Linked DNA regions of Mus musculus: region 2 is linked to region 1. A link is a contact called in ENCODE Hi-C or POLR2A ChIA-PET data. All regions are on one chromosome and are shown on one strand. The core of a region is the stretch at or near the end of the contact, and the rest is flanking DNA. Distances in the headings are between cores, read along the strand shown. Region 1 holds the start of Adamts5 (a disintegrin-like and metallopeptidase (reprolysin type) with thrombospondin type 1 motif, 5 (aggrecanase-2)). Region 2 has its middle 4.1 kb from the start of Gm41484.

Region 1 (6,556 bases), core at 1,093-3,592:
AAATACTTACTATTTTATGCTCACATTTTGAAACAAATCTGCCCTTAACATATTTCCAAACATTTGGTTATTTGGTCTGAATTCTAATGTCACTCATTTATCAGACATGAAGGCATGAGATTTAGATTGAGTCCCTTTTGGAAAGCAACATTTTATTTTTCAGAGATAAAAAAGGTGTCAGGGAGGACAAAGTCATTGGGGAATCCTTTAACCTTCTTCATAAGGAACCTGATCAGAAATGAAAAGAATTGCAGTTAATAGCCTTACCCCAGGGTCACCTGAAATACTTGTTTTGTAAAAGATCCTTTGAGACACAGATGAGTAAGTTTCGTGTTTCAAATATAGTTTGTTTTGGAGCCTTTGATCCCAAACACTGAAATACTGTGCATTTTTTTTCCTCCTGGAGGTGCTATAAAAGAAATAAAGTTTTATCTTGGTTATTTAGCAATTGCTGTGGCAAAAAATAACATGATTAGGACAAAATAAAATAATAAAAATTAAAAATGTCTTTTGAGCTTACAGTTTCAGAGGGTTTGAGTCCATGATGGCAGGACCAGTTGAGAGCTCACATCTTGATTCCCCTGAGTGATGCACCTCCTCTAAAAAAGCCGCGCCTCCGAATTCTTCCTAAACTTTCCCGCCAACTGGAGACCTCATATGACCTTATTGGGGCCATTCTTACTCTGACCACTACTACACAAATAGGTACCAGGTAATCTTCCCTGGAGTGACTTGGGTCATCACAAAGCTGAAGGTTGCTGGGAGACAGAGAAGATTGCTGGTGCCTCCATTCTCTGCCTTTACTACCTGCCCATTGCCTTGTAATATTAACTACTGGAAACCTACCTGAGCATCTTGAGAATCGAAACACAAGTGCTTTCAGCAGCATCCTCCTTCTATGTCCCGATATATTTCAGGATCCATTCAGGCTCTCTCGGACTCCTCCACCCGTCCACCCCACACACACCTTGTTCTCTCTCAAATCCATGCCCTCTTTTACTTTAACTGTTGTTTGGCCTTCTCCAGTCTTGGCCCTCGTGGTACCTTCCGTGAGAATGTATCATCTGAAAAAGCTATGTAAGTGTGCCTGCTCTCCTCTGAAGGAGTGGAGTTAAAAGGGATGGAGATGTGTAAATTATCCCGGGGTGTGTGCAGAGACCAGTACTGGACCCTGGCACAGGTCAACTTGCTGTGAGAAAGTCACTAGGGTTTCCTTTCACCTTCTTAGAATTGATAATTAGAGGAAACAAAGGATGGAGGAACTGAGTAGCAGGGGCCATGCCACCTGCCTACTAATAACCACCAATCACCTCCCCTCAAGTATTCTTCCCTGGGATATGAGCTTTGAAAATGAGAGGGCTGACAGTGAGTGGCTGACTTATAAGAAGAGTAGCAAGTAAACAAACAAAGGAGTGTTTGCCAGAAAGTGTGAGCACAAATGTAAAAGTCTGGGGTGGGGGTGCAGATTCCCCTTCAAGAGTTAACTCTTTCCCACCCTGACATCCTACAGCTCAGAGTTCCAGTGGCTGGGATAAGTGACAGATTGTGGGCACTGACCAACTATGCCCTGGAAAAAAAGCTGGGAGTACCGCCATTTATACACAAAGCCAAGGACTTCCCAGGCCGCAGCCGGCCCTGTTGGGGTCACCGCAGTGCTGCATGCCCAGAGACGCGCCAGGAAGCACCGGTGGCTGCCTGGCTGCTCAGCTGATGGCCGGGAGAAGTTAGTCACCCCTAGCCCGAAGTCAGCAAGTGTTGGAACGTGAACAAGCTAGGAGATGAGGAGGCTGGAAATCAGCTACCGGGACCGACTGGAGAGAACCAGGGAAAAGAGAGAGGGACTTGGGGTTGCACAGGCGGCTGCCCTGACCAGTGAAGTTACCAGGTCTACAAGGCCAGAGCGCACTGGCCGGCAAAATGAAGCAAGAACTTCATATCCCGCTCAAGAACAGCAAGGGGAAGGAGGCAGAGAGAGACTTTAAAAACACACCAAAACACCCCTTCAGGAGATGAGGTAAGCCGAGGTTAGCCAACCCCGATTGGTTGTGAAATACCACACAGAACCGGAGTTGCTGTGGCTTTAAATGAGGCCAAGAGAATTTTCTTGTTTTCTGCCCAAATACTTTTTCTCTCTCAATCTCTTTCTCACCCTTACTCCCTCCTTTGTCCCTCCTTCCACCTTGCTAGGTTCTGGCCCCTTCCTCCTTCCCGGTCTGCCTTTCCTCGATCACCCTCCTCCTCTCGCTGCTCCCTCCCCCATCAGATTAGGCGCGGACCGGGAAGGGTGGGAGTGGTGGGGGAAGCTCTCCCTTTAAGAGGCAGCGTGCAGTGACGAATTGTTGAAATTGCCATTGCAGGATGGCACGCCGCTATAAATTCATTGTCCCACCTCCTCGCATCTTCACAGCGCCTGAGCCGCTCTCCGCGCCCGTAGCAGCCGACTGGGGATGATCCCGGGCGGGAGGACGCGGCAACGGAAGGGACCGGGACGCGCCGCCTCGCTGGCTCTCCGCAGGCCGCCTCCTAGCTTTTGATTTTAAACATTTTTAGGTGTTTCCTTTGCTTGCTTTCTTTCCTTTTCTTTTCTCCCGTCTCATTTCTCCCTGCCTTCGGGTTCCAGCGGAGCCGAGGAAGCCCTGAGAATAAGAAAGGAAGTGGGTCGGAGCTTGGAAGCTTTGCAGCCCGCCAGCCCCGGGCTTCGAGGGGGCGGGAGCGGACGCGCACCAGTTGCGGGCCAGCGCGGTCGCCCTTCTTACTCTCTTAGCTCGTTTGTTTTGATCTGTTTGTGCAAAGATCTTGTCTGCGTTGGGCCTCTCTCCTTTTTTGTATTTGGTTGCTCTCCACCTCTTGGCTTTTACTCCCACCAACACCACCCTTTATTTAATTTTTTTTCTTTTATTTTATTTAAAATTTTTCTTCCTCCGTCTCTTGGACCTCCATTCCAAACATTTTCCAAACCAACAAAGAAAAAGTTCTCACAGTGGCACCGGTGCCAGGCCAGGCTGGCTCTCTGCTGCGGATTCCCCCTACCCTTTCCTGGACACTTGACTCAACCTTGCACGCCAGTGTGTAGAGTGTGCGGCTGTGGGTGGGTGGGTGGGAGGGCGAGCCCCCCACCCCCGCCCCTGAAACTTCTATAGCAAATAGCAAGCATCCAGCTAGACTCAGTCGCGCAGCCCCTCCCGGCGGGCAGCGCACTATGCGGCTCGAGTGGGCGCCCTTGTTGCTGCTACTGCTGCTGCTGAGCGCGTCCTGCCTGTCCCTGGCCGCTGACAGCCCCGCCGCGGCACCTGCCCAGGATAAAACCAGGCAGCCTCAGGCTGCAGCAGCGGCCGCCGAGCCGGACCAGCCGCAGGGGGAGGAAACACGGGAGCGAGGCCATTTACAACCCTTGGCCGGGCAGCGCAGGAGCGGCGGGCTGGTCCAGAATATAGACCAACTCTACTCTGGCGGTGGCAAAGTGGGCTACCTTGTCTACGCGGGCGGCCGGAGGTTCCTGCTGGACCTGGAGAGAGATGACACAGTGGGTGCTGCTGGTAGCATCGTTACTGCAGGAGGAGGGCTGAGCGCATCCTCTGGCCACCGGGGTCACTGTTTCTACAGAGGCACCGTGGACGGCAGCCCTCGATCCCTAGCTGTCTTTGACCTCTGCGGGGGTCTCGATGGCTTCTTTGCAGTCAAGCATGCGCGCTACACTCTAAAGCCACTCCTGCGTGGGTCCTGGGCAGAGTATGAACGAATTTATGGGGATGGATCTTCCCGCATCCTGCATGTCTACAACCGCGAGGGCTTTAGCTTCGAGGCCCTGCCGCCACGCGCCAGTTGCGAGACTCCTGCATCCCCATCTGGGCCCCAAGAGAGCCCCTCGGTGCACAGTAGATCTAGGAGACGCTCAGCGCTGGCCCCGCAGCTGCTGGACCACTCAGCTTTCTCGCCATCTGGGAACGCGGGACCTCAGACTTGGTGGAGGCGTAGGCGCCGTTCCATCTCCAGGGCCCGCCAGGTGGAGCTCCTCTTGGTGGCTGACTCGTCCATGGCCAGGATGTATGGGCGGGGCCTGCAGCATTACCTGCTGACCCTGGCCTCCATCGCCAACAGGCTGTACAGTCATGCAAGCATTGAGAACCACATCCGCCTGGCGGTGGTGAAGGTGGTGGTGCTGACGGACAAGGACACGAGTCTGGAGGTGAGCAAGAATGCGGCCACGACCCTCAAGAACTTTTGCAAATGGCAGCACCAACATAACCAGCTAGGGGATGATCACGAAGAGCACTACGATGCAGCCATCCTGTTCACCCGAGAGGTAGGTACAGAAGGTGGGTGCCCAGCCCTGGGATACAAAGACTGGTGGAAGGGCAGGTCTTGCTAGTGGCTCTGCTTCTCCCATAAAGGACTTGTCACTCAATAGAGATTTACTTAAATGCATCTTGCATGCAAACCACTCAGCCCCCACTTACACTCAGGTGTTTCGGTGAGCCTCTGCAGTAATCTCTGCTTTAAGTGAGGCGACTTTATGAGATCAACACTCGCTAAGGCTGGACGCCAGTCAGACAGGACACTGTGGTGTATGGCCGCGATAAGGAGGTGTACAGTTACATGGCAAAAGGAGGAAAGTAAGACTGTCGTCTGAAATTGCATGTTTTCTACTTCCCAGTGAAGACGAAAGTACTACTTTGTCCTACTTAATGGGAAGGACTTGAAAGTTGGCAGTTGCTTTTATCTGATTGATGGCCTCCCTTGTAAATGTCCTTAAACGAACTCTTCTGCAACACTGGTCTTTTCCAAAGGACTGCTTTTTCTAATGTGGCTTCCAAATGGGCTTCTGACATATCCACCTTGGAATCTGAGTTCCTGAGAAGGAAGGAATGTGGGAGGGTCAAGGGGATGCGGAAGCCCAATCAGCAGTGAGGACAACCCCCCACCCCACCCCCCACCCCAGGCCCTCTACCAGCACATCTGAAGCACCACCCTCCCGCCCAACTGCCAAACAAGGGTCAAATCCAGTTGGAAGGTTTGGGGTTTGGATGAATGTGTTTCTGAAGTTCTGGGCAGAGCTTCAGGATGTGGGGAAGAACGTTTTCCAAGGACTTCCCCACGTTAAGGGTGATGGTTACCGAGAAGGAAAAGAGATGGATCATTATGAGCCCAGACATTCTGGGAGCAACACATCTATTTACACAGTTACCAGACCACCATGTCAGCGTGACGTTTCAGACCAAAAGTCCTGCTGATAGTTGTGAGCCTGAGCATTCAGAAAGCTGTCCCCATTACCATCCTTGTTGAATTTTGTCTTCCCAACTAGCCCCCTCCTAGTGTGTGTATGTCTGTGTCTGTGTGTGTGTGTGTTCTATCGATGATCACAGTTTCATTTTCTGCATGACTGCCGTGACTATGCATGGCATACCTAGAAGACACCATGCCTGCGTGTCATGGTCTTGCTCTCCACTTCTTTCCTCAGTTTGCCTTGGTAATACATCCACCATCCATGTTGAGCACTTCCCTGTCTTTCTTAATCTTAGCATCATGATGTGTTCTAAGTCTGATTTAAGCTTGGCTTATTGCCAAATTCAATTTCTCTGCCTGACTTGTGCCCTTTCAAATGCCTGTGAAGGACTAATGTTTAAGGATCATTCTAGGTGTGTGAAATCCATCCAGTATAACTTTTAAGTAACAACAAACTCTTTGACAGTGTACAGTTACAAACTGTAACCAAAGAGGAAGGATAGATAATTCAATGGCATACTCTAGGGGTTTCAGGGTGCTAAAACTTCCCTACCTAATTTTTCTATTTTTGTTAAGGTGCCCATGGTATGAAGAAAAGAGTGTTGATAAAGTCAAAGGAGAGAAACGTTTGCAGATCATGAGGTGGACATAATTGTAACCCACAAAGAAAGTTCTCAAAAGAAGTATCCAGGGAGAAGTAGGCATCACAGCTCTGGGTGCAATGAAAAAGCTTTCATCTCATTCAGAGATGGTCTGGAAGCCACCCTTTAATTCCTCTGCCCTGCACTAGCTTTTAAAATAATGGTGCAACAGGCATTTTGTAGGCTGCCCTGTAAAGTTCTTCTGTAAAACTAGCCCTTTTCTCACTTGATTTCCAAGTCTTTTTTTTTTTTTTTCATAAGCAACTTTCCACGTCTGGATTTCCTTGTGTTGCTATATAATGACTGCCTGCCAAGAAGGAGGCTTGGGAGAGTTTGTAGAAGGAGGTTCCCTAAAGAAAGAGGAAAAAATACTTTTGTAGACAGACCACACCAAAAGGCAGTACACTGCCAATCATGGCAATAATTTTCTTTCAGTTTAATACAAAATCGTTGTTCATAATTCTAAAACTTAACTGGAAGACCTCTCACCGTTTGCTCTTCTCCACACATACTTTTCCCAATTATTTCCCAGCTGAAAGGAAACCAGGATTCTAAATGATGTCTATTGCTTTTGCTGGGGGGTGTGGGGGGTTGTACTTGGGTAATTGACAATCACTGTTTCCTAGTCTGGGAAATACATCACTACATTTTAACTAGACAAAAGCAAGGTAGAAGTAAATTCATTCTCTAAC
Region 2 (6,556 bases), core at 2,078-4,577, 1.3 Mb before region 1:
AATGTGGTACATTTACACAATGGAGTACTACTCAGGTATTAAAAACAATAAATTTATGAAATTCCTAGGCAAATGGATGGACCTGGAGGGCATCATCCTGAGTGAGGTAACCCAATCACAAAGGAACTCGCACAATATGTACTCACTGATAAGTGGATATTAGCCCAGAGACTTAGGATACCCAAGATATAAGATACAATTTGCTAAACGCATGAAATTCAAGAAGAACGAAGACCAAAGAGTGGACACTTTGCCCCTTCTTAGAAATGGGAACAAAACACCCATGGAAGGAGTTACAGAGACAAAATTTGGAGCTGTGACGAAAGGATGGACCATCTAGTGATTGCCGTATGCAGGGATCCATCCCATAATCAGCTTCCAAACGCTGACACCATTGCATACACTAGCAAGATTTTGCTGAAAGGAAACAAACTACTCTTGATGGTAGTCTGTGTACCCAGTAGTAGATGGGCGCCAGAAACAAACTCAGGACATCTTTCTAGGTTCCTTGTCCCACAGTGTTGTGTTAGTTTTTTTTTAAACTTTTTTTTTATCTTAAGCTTAATCATATATATATATATATATATATATATATATATATATATATATATATATATATTGCCCTACAGGTCCTTTGTGTATATATTATGACTTCCAGTTTAGTGCTTTTATGGAATTCCTGAGTGTGAAAACGTGTGAGCCTTTGTATCTGTTATACAAAGACCCATATGTTTGCACACTCAGGAATTATATCTGATATCTCTTTCTCTCTCTCTCTCTCTCTCTCTCTCTCTCTCTCTCTCTCTCTCTCTCTCTCTCTGTGTGTCTCTGTGTCTCTGTCTCTCTCATGCCTTTTTTTGGGCTATTTTCCTTTTGTTTGTTCTAGTATGATATGTTAGTTTTTGCTTTATAATATTTGCTTGTTTTCTAATGAGAGACAGAAAGGGAGTGTGAGGGGAGGAGGCAGGAACTGAGAGGATTAGGGTGCAGGTAACAATAATTTGGGTATATTATATAAAAAAATCTATTTCCAATAAAACTATAGTTATAATTTGACACACTAAAAAACACAGTGCATAGAGAGATGAAGAAGAGGAGGTGGAGGAGGAGGAAGAGAAGGAGAGGAGGAACATTGAAGAAGAGGAGGAGGAGGAGAAGGAGAAAACAAAGGGTGATTTAGGGAAATCTGTAGGGAAATCTGTTCCCCTGCAGACAATAAGAGACAAGCAAGAGAGGAAAGTGTAAAAAAAGTATAGAATAATTTGCCTGAATAGCAATTGTTTAGGGCAGCATGTATCTTGATGGTTTGGGGCAGTATGAATAATTTAGCCATTCTCCAAGTCTTTGGAGGAAACTGACTAGAGAATGGAAATTCTGGAGAAGTTCCGAGAACAGGGCAGTGTCATTTCCAGTCCTTACAGCCTCTTGCTGACAGTGGAAAGGGGGCTAGACTCTTAAGTGCAGGTTAGCTCTGTGGAGTGGGTAATTGTGGGTGCTTTTCCAGAGGATGAAACGACTTTTTCCTATTTCCAGTGAAGTGCATGTGGACTGCACTCAGAATCTTCATGATTACTTCGATCTTCTTAAGACTAACAACAGATTATAGCAACAGCCACAGCCAACAACAACAACAACAACAACAACAACAACAACAACAACCAAACAGCAACAAATACCATTACGAATGAATATGATGGCTGATGAGATGCTCAGTGGTTAAGAGAGCCAGCTGCTCTTGCAGAGGATACACGTCTGGTCTCCAGCATCCACAAGGTGTCTCACACACATTTCTGAGTCCAGATCTGAGGGTTCTGACATCCTGTTCTGCCCTCCACAGACAGCAGGCACTCACATGGTGTACACACAAACACACAGGGAAAACAAAAAACACATAAAACAAAAAGACACAAATATTTTTATTTATTTTATGTACATTAGCATTTAACCTACATGTGTGTCTGTTGGCTCCCCTGGAGCCAGAGTTACAGGCAGGTGTGGGCTGTCATGTGGGTGCTGGGAATTAAACCCAAGTCCTCTGGAAAAGAAGCCAGTGATCTTAACTGCTGGGCTCTCTCTCCAGCTCCAAGAAACAAATATTTCAAATGACAGACATGACAGCACTAACTCTCAAAACTCACATGATCATTTTCTAATAATGATCAGAAAAACAAAGAATTGAACCCGGCAAGTTCAATACTGGATAGAGACTGGTTAAAAAAAAATGTCTTGAAAAACACCTACACCTTTACCTTCACTTTTCTCTACAACATGGTTAATTCTAATGCACATTTCCACAATTACCCAGGGGCCAGTGGTGCTAATTATAGAGGTGCTAGAGGCACCGAGCCTTTATAGTCCCATTTCTGCATTTTTGGCACACTGGAATGTGGGTCCTTAGTGAGGTTCAATGGCAGGGTTAACCAAGCCATTACCAAGACACTGGAACCCCATTCTGGGTGTCATACACAACTCTGGATTCCCCAGGTCAGAGGAGCCTCCCATAGCCGGGTACCCTGCCAACTCACCTAGCTCCTCTTCTTCCATTAGCACACCTGAACTTTACACATCGTGCCTTGGGCCATCCTTCAGCCTTTGCTGTTTCTCAAGATCACCATCTTCTCTCTCTGCTCTTTTCCAAGTATTTATGGCATCTCCATTACTGGCAGCAGAGTGACCCTTTTCATGCCTTCCTCCTCCTCCTCCTTCCCCTCCTCCTCCCCCACCTTCCCCTCCTCCCCCTCTCCAGCCTGAGCCATCTCTCCAGCCCCGACCTCACACCTTCTAAAGGCTTTTCTTCTCATCTAACATTTACCCCGCCCCCACCCTCTTATAGTCTGGCTTACTGGGCTGGCCCTCTGTGTTTTGTACCTGGAGCTCCCTCCTCCATTTCTCTATTTCCTATCACGAGTGTCATGTCTGTGCTTCAGGCAGCCAGATGCCTTTCCTCTCAGGGTTTTTGCACCAGCTCTTCATTTCTCTCTGGAATGCCCTCCACAGATCATCACATGAGTAGATCAAACATTTATTTAGATCAGGCAGAGTTTAATTTCATCTCTCAGAGCGCTCAGCGCGAAACAACTCCTCCCTATCAGCACATACTGTAATGAGAAAAAAAAAATAATAAAGTTTTCTTACTGATGCCTGATTTCTCAGAGCTCAGCACTTTGAAATACTTTTTTCCCCCACTTAGTTATTTTTCTTCTGTGCAAGTTTGTGTAGCTCAGAACACAGCTCTTAGAAGTTGCTCTCTCCCCTGCCTTATGGGGTTCAGGGCCTGAACTCAGGTCACGAGGTTTCAACACGGCATCTTTATACTCGGAACCACCTCCATTCGCCAAGCCTAGCAGCTTTTCTTGGACGTACTCAGGGTGTCAGAATGCTTACCGCCCCGCATCGTACTTTCTTGTTATCGGCTAACTTACTCGAAAGAGAGGATTAGCCCAGTGCCAAGAATCACTGACTGTGAAGTCAGGTGTCACAAGGCCTTGCTAGATGTGTGGCTATAAACCAGGTGACCTCCAAAGACCTCAGTTTCTTCCCCTGTAAAGTAAATAGGAGTTATGGAGGCAATTCTTAAAATGTGTAAATGTATCAGCAGCGACACGATACACTGAACCCCACCCCCATCAAAAGCTCCACGTGAATGCCAGCTCCACTCGGTGTAGGGTGTAGGACGAGTATGTTCTTCCCATGACCATTTAGAGGAATTATGTAGGTATGCCATCTAAAGCTTTTATAAGCTTTAGATATTATTATACATGTATCTACAATACAGATGTGGTCTTAGTTGCTTTCATCCCCATATCTTGATTGAGTTACGTAGAAAACATGGACTTAGTGAAAATCAGTAAGCTAAGTGCCACTCTCCTCAGTTGCCTGTTACCAGGTAACCCTAGCAGGGTAATGGTTTCTGAAGTGCCCTTACCTCGAGCTTCCTGAAGGTGGCAGTGGAGCGCCAACATTGGAAAAAAACAATCTGCTGTTCTTGAAAGGCAGCTAGGATAAGAAAGTTACCGACGGGCTTAAAATTCCTTTCCTTATTATTCTTGCTGAGAAGATGTGGATCGTGATAGGGTGGGCACCTGATCAAATACAAATGATATCTGATGGAATAGTAAAACGTTCTGCTGTTATTATTCTTTAAGACCTCAGATAGAAGAGCAACTCCACAGCAGTTGGAGCGAAGTGGAACTGGCAATGAGGTGACAAAGAGGACAGGCAGCAGGGAGAACAGGGTGACCTCTTAGTGTGTCAGAAGCACCGCCAGAAATTCAGGGTGGAGGTCTCTGAGAGGGGGCAGGTCAGGGTCTCCCTGCCCTCGTGCATGTTTCGAAGGGTAAAATTTTCGGAAGTAAAGATGCATGAATGCTAGAGTCTATCCTGTCCACACCTACAAATCTTCGTGTCTGCTAAGGGGTTGAGCGCATAGCACTAACGGAAAGATCTAACCCAATCACAAAAGAAGTCACTTGATATGCACTCATTGATAAGTGGATATTAGTCCAGAAACCTAGAATACCCAAGAAACAACTTCCAAAACACAAGTAAATCAAGAAGGAAGACCAACGCGTGGATACTTCATTCCTCCCTAGAATATGGAATAAAGTATCCATGGAAGGAGTTGCAGAGACAAGGTTTGGAGCTAAGACGAGAGACTGCCCCACCTGGGGTCCATCCCATAATCAGCGACCAAACGCAGACACTATTGCATACGCCAGCAAGATTTTGCTGAAAGGACCCTGATATAGCTGTCTCCTGTGAGGCTTTGCCAGTGCTTGGCAAATACAGAAGTGGATGCTCGTAGTCAGCTATTGGATGGAACACAGGGCTCTCAATGGAGGAGCTAGAGAAAGTACCCAAGAGCTGAAGGGATCTGCAACCCAATAGGTGGGACAACAATATGAACTAACCAGTACCCCCAGAGCTTGTGTCTCTAGCTGCATATGTAGCAGAAGGTGGCCTAGTTGGCCATCATTGGTCTAGCAAACTTTATATGCCCCAGTACAGGGGAACGCCAGGGCCAAGAAGTGGGAGTGTGTGGGTAGGGGAGCAGGGCGGGGGGAGGGTGTAGGGGGACTTTCGGGATAGCATTTGAGATGTAAATGAAGAAAATACCTAATAAAAAAATTAAAAAAAAAAAAGAATATAGTTAAGTCTCTAGATAAATAGAGATACTTCACACTGGCCACCAGATGGCAACATTGCACTGTAAAATGCTTGCAGTTGAATTCATCTTGTAAAACTTTTTTTCCCACTTTGAGACAAGATTTCTCTGTGTATCCCTGGCTATCCTGGAAATTACTGGGTACTTCAAGATGGTCTTGAACTCAGCAGTCCACCTCTGCCACCCAAGTGCTGGGATTAAAGGCATGCATTACCACCACCATGAGGCTTCACCTTATAAGCTCTTAAGAAGTACTAAAATCATGCTTACTCCCCTCCCACGCGTGGGGATCATGCTTAAAGGAGCCATGAGTCTGTGCTTGAACCGCCTCATTAATGAAGAACACATTTTGCCAGCAGTGGCTGATTAAGTTAACACTCCAGTTCCTTGAGGCCAACTTGAACATTTAAACTTTGAATTATTCATACTGTGAACGAAATTATCAGTGAACGAAAACAACTAATCAGAGTGTGAATGGAAGTAAAATATTCTCATTGTTAGAGTGTATCAGCTGTTATAAAGTTGCAAGACAATTTTTTTTAAGTGTTTGGTTCATAATTTAGTTTCTTCAGCTTGCAGTCTAGGAGATAGTCTACAAGCAGCAGTGAGGTAGAAACAGGGTCCTGCTTCAAAGTTAGCCTCAGTTATATAACAAAGTTGAGACCAACTTGGGTTGCAGAGACCTTATCTCAACAAAACAAAACAAACAAAACAAAGAAAAACAATATGTATACATTTTATGTTCAATCTGTCTAAGATTGCTTTCGGGTACATAATACATGTGAGGTAGATGAGTTTTGAAGGTTATTGTAAAATAATATCTGTAAACACCCAGCACAAGCCTCACACATGGGAAGGATTATAATATACAGAGGCTGTTGCTCAGTGTATTAAGAAATAATGAATTCACACAAAAATCCTCTACTGGCGCAGGCAGGAAAGGCTGAGGGATGCATGTTCAGAGCGCAGAGCCCCACTTTTAGGCGTGTGGGGAGGACTTGAGAAATGACTCTAGGTAGCTCACTGCCCAGAAAGCCCTCGGCGATGGGCTGTTAACAGTGTCCAGTAACTGAGGGGCAGCCCTTGGTCCTGGGAAGGCTCGATGCCCCAACGTAGGGGAATTCTAGGGAGGGTAGGCGGGAGTGGGTGGGTGGCTGGGTAGGGGAGCGCCCTCATAGAAGCAGGGGTAGGGGGAGATGAGATAGGGGGTTTTTAGAGGGGAAACCGGGAAGGGGGCTATCATTTGAAATGTAAATAAATAAAATATCCAATTAAAAAAACAAAACAAAACAGTGTCCAGTAACAGCTCGCATGTCTGGTGCAGTCGTGAAGGAATGCATTGGGAGAGTGTCTACTGGCGTTGACTTATTGACTCATTCTTCGATCACTTCA

Evidence for each region. Hi-C counts contacts between places; a loop is a spot of excess contacts on that map. ChIA-PET counts read pairs that join two places held with the same protein, here RNA polymerase II (POLR2A).
Region 2: a loop to region 1 is called in a map of heart, with 2.0 times the contacts of the local background. The contact joins the enhancer-like site here to the promoter of Adamts5 in region 1. A Hi-C loop is called at or near these places in 1 of 37 maps with a recorded cell type or tissue (heart). POLR2A ChIA-PET finds 5 or more read pairs at or near these places in 1 of 5 experiments (Patski).

The regions. Positions count from the first base shown.
Region 1 is chr16:85,896,911-85,903,466 of GRCm38, reverse strand. Adamts5 (a disintegrin-like and metallopeptidase (reprolysin type) with thrombospondin type 1 motif, 5 (aggrecanase-2)) reads left to right here and starts at 2,342. Exons shown (of 8, transcript NM_011782.2): 1 at 2,342-4,303. The coding sequence starts at 3,200. It overlaps Gm46558 (a long non-coding RNA gene), which reads right to left and starts at 3,667. Exons shown (of 3, transcript XR_001781962.2): 1 at 3,470-3,667; 2 at 1-2,636.
Region 2 is chr16:87,247,487-87,254,042 of GRCm38, reverse strand. No RefSeq gene overlaps it. Among named protein-coding and RNA genes, the nearest start is that of Gm41484, 4.1 kb to the right of the region's middle. Within about 2 kb of position 3,327, at least 1 of the 3 ENCODE cell types and tissues checked has a DNase peak (open chromatin) inside an H3K27ac peak, as active enhancers do; it is heart, where a contact is called at or near this core.